Linked DNA regions of Homo sapiens: region 1 is linked to region 2. The links are chromatin loops, found by intact Hi-C in ENCODE. Cell type or tissue: sigmoid colon. All regions are shown on one strand. Each heading gives the region's core, and the rest is flanking DNA. Links, peaks and the distances in the headings are about the cores only.

Region 1 (2,894 bases), core at 116-2,615, 71 kb before region 2:
TAAGGCAGCAGAGAGCTGTGGCATTTTGGGTGGAGTGGGTGGAGAGGGTGCGTGATGGGTGGGAGAAACTGACAGTTGGAATGTGATTTAGGAAATGTAACGGGTGACCTTTTCTCCCCAAGAGAACACCAAATCCATTTCCTTGGGACATGGATAAGGCTAAGGGCAGCACCCACAAGGACCAGGAGCGGGGTTCTCAACAGCCACTTCTGTCCCAAATTTGTTTTCTATGCCCAGGAATGTCAAAGGGCCCTCTTGGGGTCAGCCACAGAGAAGGGGGAGCAGGTGTGATGGGGTGGTGATGGGATGCTGTAGGTGGATGAGAAGTAGCACCAAAGCTCACTACTGTTTTTCTCTTATCCCTGGGTCTTGGGGACAGGCCTGTGCCAGAAGCAGGGATTGCTTCTGCTGTAACGTCCACTGGAATAAAAAGCAGACATTGCAGTGTTGAGAAATTCCTTTAGCCCTCAGGAGGCAAGTTACAGAACAGGACAGAACTGCCCTAGTCAGGCCCTGCCTGGGCACAGAGCTGCCACCACTCTTCCAAGAGCCCTCCCTTTTGGGGACTGTGCCCCCACCCCACCCCCAGGCAGCCCCTGCCTCCAACCTTACTCCTAGCTGGTGTTCTGGGCCGTCAGTTCATAGGTCCAGCTCTGAGACCTGCCAGGCTCTCAGAGCAGCCTGGACCCAGGAGAGCGATAAATGGATGTGCACTGGCACACTCCAAGCAGGGAGGCTTTGTTTATCTCCCAATTAGTCCTGTAGCACTTAGTATGTCAGGCATGGTTCTGAGGGCTTCATCCACACTACCACCCACTGTAGAGATGGGAAAACTGAGGCATAGCAAGGTCAAGGGATTGGGCAGGCCTTAGGATGTAGAAGCTACTAGAGCTGGGCTGCACCTGGGTATCCTGGAGCCAGGGTCTATCCCTCCCCCTCTGCCACACGGCCTTGGTGTGAGGGACACAGCCCCTGTTTGCAGAGGCAGCTCCTTTCATGGAGCATGGGGGACAGGGCAGGTGTGCCTTGGCCCACATTTGGCTTCTTGAGCGCCGAACCTGCATGTGCCACCCCCCAGAGTTCCTGTGTGTGGCCGGGTGAATGTGCACAGGTCGAGGAGGTGGTGTGGGCAGCCAACCTCCCAAAGCACCAGGCCCCTCAGGGCTGTTCCCCTGTTTCCCAAGATTTCCCAAACAGATGGCCAAGATCGGGGGCACCCAGGAGACCACGCTCATGAATTGTTCCACTTGAACACAACATTGTTTTTTATGGAACTGGGCTGGGGAGTCCTCTGTGACTCTTTCCTCAGTAGGGAGAGAGCTCCTGAACCCACCGTGCACACTTCTTCAGCAGCCGCTTTGGAGACTTGACTTTGACACTCTTCTCAACAGGATCCCTTTCCTCACTGGTGTCTGCGGCCCGGGCCGCTGGCATGGCTGAGCGGAACTTGGCAAAGCAGTGAATTGGGAGCTCACTTAGGCACGTGGTCCTGAGGCTCCTTGCTGGCGTTTCTGTTTTGCTCCCTGCTCCTTTCTTTTCTTTGTAACTTCTCTTCAGGGCACCCACAGCCCCCGAGGAGGGTGGGGCTGAGGAGGCTGGAGGTGGAGCCCAGGCTTATCCCCCTGGTGGGCCAGGCAGGCAGCAAAGGGACCAACCCCAAGAGGGTCGGTGCGGAGACCCCTGGGGTGCACAGGGTGGGCAGTGACCAGAAGACTCACCCCAGGGCCTCTAATTTTGACCCTTGATCTGGGTCTAAGCACCTCTGAGCAAGAGGTGAGGGTTTCAGGCAGCCTCAGCTCTTAGGAGGCAGAAGATACAGTTTATACGCGGGTTGCGGGGGGCGGTCCATTTCCATCTCCCTGTTCTCTCCCCAGGCCAATGGCCAGGGCTAAAGCCCTCCTTGGGACATGTCAATAGCAGCAAACATTTTAAAGATGTGACATGTTCGAAGCCTGGCAACAGGGGCAGCTCCAGCTGTGCGAGAACATGGCTGGATTTACGTCTGCGGCAAAGCACCCGGTCACCTTTCTCTGCTTGGAGTGCAATCTTTTTTTGGAAGCCCTGCTGGAAAATCTGAATCTTGTGAGCCATCAGCTGTTTATAATCAGAGAAGCATATGTTTAAAAGAGCTGAGGGGCCTTATAAACTCCGTGTGCAAATTACCTTTGGGGCTGCCTGCTCCACCGCCCCTCCCTGAGGCTGCCATCACTGGCGAGCGGCTGAGTGTGCTGCACAGAATTCGCTGTAACCCTGTTGTGGCACGGGGTCTGTTTAGCTTTAGTCACGTCAGCTTGGCCCTGGAGCGTGGGAGCCTCCATCTCTCCTGCACGGCTTCCAGGCCCCCCCCACCCCCACCCCCCAGCCCCAGCTGCAGAGGACTTCTGGCTCCCTGTTCCTGGGCTTTCAGCATGAGAAATATCAAACCTGGGAACCGTGCAGCAAGAAGCGGGCAGAGGCTCAGACGCCAGGACCTGCGGGGGCTTCCTGGAATTGGGAGCCACTCTCGGTGTCTGCTCTGGTGCTACGGTCCTGCAGGGCTGTTTTTTTTTTATTTTGTATTTTTTGGTGTTCATTTTTGTTTTTGTAACAGCTTTATTAAGATAAAATTCACATACCATACAATTCACCCATTTAAAGTGTACGATTCAACGGTTTTTAGTACGTTCAGAGTTGCGCAACCATCACACTATCTAGTTCCAGAACATTTTCAGTGCCCCTAAAAGCAACCCTGCATTCTTTAGCCGTCACTCCCCACTTCCCTTCTCTCATTCCCCAGCCCCAGTCAGCCACGGCTCTGCTTTCTATCTCCACGGGTTTGCCTGTTCTGAACATTTCACATAGCTGGAATCACACACTAAGCAGACTTTTGTGGCTGACTTCTTTCACTTAGCCTA
Region 2 (2,826 bases), core at 1-2,500:
GACAAGGTAGGCTCACGCGCCGGCCTGCGGTGGTTCTGGTTAGCGTCCTGGGGCCAGCAGGCACCTCCCTGTGGTCTGCGTGTGAACGTGAAGCTCCTGCAGGCCTCCCCACCTTCCCGCCAGTGCCTACTGCAGCCTGCCCAGCAACTCCCAAGAGGGGCCCAGGCCCACTGCCCACCTGGCGGGGCATTGGTCCCCCATGGAAGGAGCCAGGCCAGGCTGGTTTCTCATCCTCTGACAAGTGGCGTCTTTACTGGCAGGTGGCACCAAGTGCCCCCTCCCCCCAGCTCTTTCCCGCTGCCTCTCGTAGTCTGCTTTGTGCTCTGCGAGCCTCCTGGCTGTGTCCTGAGTGGAGGGTGGCAGAAGCTGGCCTCACATCCCAGCCTTCTCCTGGGCCCAGCTGTCTGGGGCCTCCACTTGGGGCCGGCCGAGGGCTCAGGGAGGTGCAGGGCCCAGCTGGGATGGGTTCATGGGAAGAGAGGCATCTTCTGTTCACCCCGAACCCACCAGGCCCCCACTCCCCACCAGGCTCTGTGCCCATCACTCGGTCCCTCAGGCCGGAGCCTCTCCCCCAGGCACCCTGGGAGCTGCCGGGGGATCTGGGCGGTGGGAGGGCCTTTCTCGGGCCCATGGCTGAGCCCACCACTGCCCTTTGAAGTCTCTGTGGTTTGAAGCGGGCTGTTATCTTGCCGAACAGCAAGTCCGTCTACATGGACTTTATCTGAAAGTAGCTGAGAGGCTAAAAATAGAGGAGTTTCAGTTGGGCAGGGAGTGCGTCTGCCGCCCGGTTTCCCTGGCAACGCCTGGCTCTGGCCTGCTTCCATCTCGGCTGCAGCCGGGCAGGCGGGGCAGGCACAGCCCGGCCCAGGCTCCTGCTCCTGCCCCACCCGTCCTGGCCCCCAGGACCTGCAGCGTCACCCTCTCCCCACCTGGCACCATCTGCCCATGGCCTGGGGCGGCCGTGGGGCCCTGAGACCAGCAAATTGGGTCATGCAGAAAGAGCGAAGGCTGGTGTTCAGGTGCCTGGCCCCATGGGGCTGTGTGACCACAGTACCCTGAGTCCCATGGGCCTGGCCACCCTCTGTCAGCACAGACCTGAGCAGGGCTGGTGCAGACCTTTGCCAGGCAGATGGCCCAGTGGGAGATAGCGCCCATCTGGCAGGACAGGAAGCAAGACCCGGGAGAGGTCAGCTCACAGGATTGGCAAGCTCAGAGGCCCAGAAGCCTTGGCCTCTCTGCTGCCCGGGGAACACGGTGTTTCCCTGGCTTTCTCTTTGCGCAAGGGCTGGGTGACTCCTGGCTGGCACACCCAGTACAGCAGGGCCGGGTACCCTGTGTTGTTGGCATGGCCAGGAGTTTCTAGACATCAAGGAAAGCCGTGGTAGAGACAGGGAGTGGCACCCAGTTCCCCAGCCTCCACTCCTGCTTCCATCTCGGCTGCAGCCAGGCAGGCGGGGCGTGAACATCCCTGACGTGCAGGAGTGTCGGTGGCCCTTTCTGGACAGCACAGGCTGGGGACAGCCCCCGCCTTTCCCCGCCACTCCCTGCCAAGCTCTGGTTCCATTGCCTACACTACTGTCCCAGACCTTTCTTACGGCTCTGCCCCTGCTCCATGGGACAGGCCACCCTCTAAGCCCAGACCTGGAGTCTGGCATCCTGCGGGGGTGATGGTGGGTGGCAGACAGGGCCTCCTGAAGTGCAATGGCCCCTTCCTGACGTGCACAGCAGCCGTCCAGCAGCCTGCTGGGGCCTGGGAACAAGGACACAGTCCTCAGTCAGCCAAGGTCGGTGTGGGGGCCTGCAGAGGGGCCAGCGCTGGCCTTGAAGGCACAAAATTATGCACCCAATTTCTTCACATCTGAGCAACAAAGGGAAGCATTTTCCGGAGTCCCTGATCCCTAGGGCAAGGTTTAAGAACAAGGCTGGGGCCACATCCTGGTGCCCTGTCAGGCTCTGAGCCGGGGCCACGAGGATTCTGGTAGATTCTGCATGCACAGCCCTGGTGGGCCCTGGCTCCCTGCCATTACATTCGAGTCCTCTGCCTGGGGTCTCTGAGGTGGTGAGTGGCACCCACAGTCGACACTAAATCTCAGCCCCGCTGAGGGGTCTACCTGGAACCTGGCTGCCCATCAAGGAGTTGACAGAGCTGTGCTGACCTAGGTGGGTAGGTGGTAGCCTACCCGGTCCTTGCCCTGCCACTGACTGGTGCACCCCTCAGGGACAGACCCTAGGAAAGGGCCTGGCTGGGCCTGGAGGGCTTGGTGGCACAGCCTGGCTCGAGTTTTCTCCGTTATCAGTGCAGCCATCGGGACCGTAAATACCCCAAGCGCAATCCTGCTGACTTCGGGAAGTAGGGGCAGGAAATCCAGCAGCCGCCCGGCCCTCGGAGGCCCAGCAGGCGTGCAGCGGTGCCAATGCCCGCCGGCCCTGCCAACCCCAGCCAGAGCCCCTGGCCTTCCCTACCAGCACCCTCCCCCACCTCATCCCGCTGGTCTGGCTGCCTGCCGGAAGGGAGTCAAGGCCCCAGCCTCCAACTGTTTTCTCAGCTCAGCTCAGCCCCTCAGCTGGGCTGTGCAGTGAGTCCCACCCCAGGCCAGCTTGCCTAGCCATAGGATGAGAGGTCTCCGGGATGCACAGCTGGCTGGCACCCCTCCAGGGAGGCCTAGAGTGTCCCCCTGCAGGGAGTTCACCAGTGCAGGCCAGCTGAGCTTGTTCAGGGCTGCCTCAGTTTCCCTGGCAGGGAGCCCTCTTCTTCCTTGGTGTCCTGGCCAGGGACCCACATTGGAGAGAGGGGTCTGGGGGTCTCCCTTCTCGTCACAGTCCTGC

Evidence for each region. Peaks named below come from ENCODE experiments on the same cell type or tissue, not always from the same donor. Only the 100,000 strongest peaks of a DNase experiment are listed, where the experiment ranks them.
Region 1: it touches region 2 in a loop (4-fold over the local background); 14 of 110 quality-filtered maps call a loop at or near these places.

Annotation. Positions count from the first base shown.
Region 1 is chr11:2,706,882-2,709,775 of GRCh38, forward strand. All of the region lies in intron 11 of KCNQ1 (potassium voltage-gated channel subfamily Q member 1), which reads left to right. Among named protein-coding and RNA genes, the nearest start is that of KCNQ1OT1, 8.3 kb to the left of the region's middle. RefSeq lists a silencer at 1,330-1,500. In sigmoid colon, for the core only: no CTCF peak of the experiment used is centred there; DNase peaks (open chromatin) are centred at 1,450, 1,992 and 2,274; H3K4me3 peaks cover 1,217 bases.
Region 2 is chr11:2,778,032-2,780,857 of GRCh38, forward strand. It overlaps KCNQ1 (potassium voltage-gated channel subfamily Q member 1), which reads left to right. Exons shown (of 16, transcript NM_000218.3): 15 at 1-6. Among named protein-coding and RNA genes, the nearest start is that of KCNQ1OT1, 79 kb to the left of the region's middle. In sigmoid colon, for the core only: a CTCF peak has its summit at 1,300; DNase peaks (open chromatin) are centred at 300, 810 and 1,320; H3K4me3 peaks cover 864 bases; H3K27ac peaks cover 789 bases.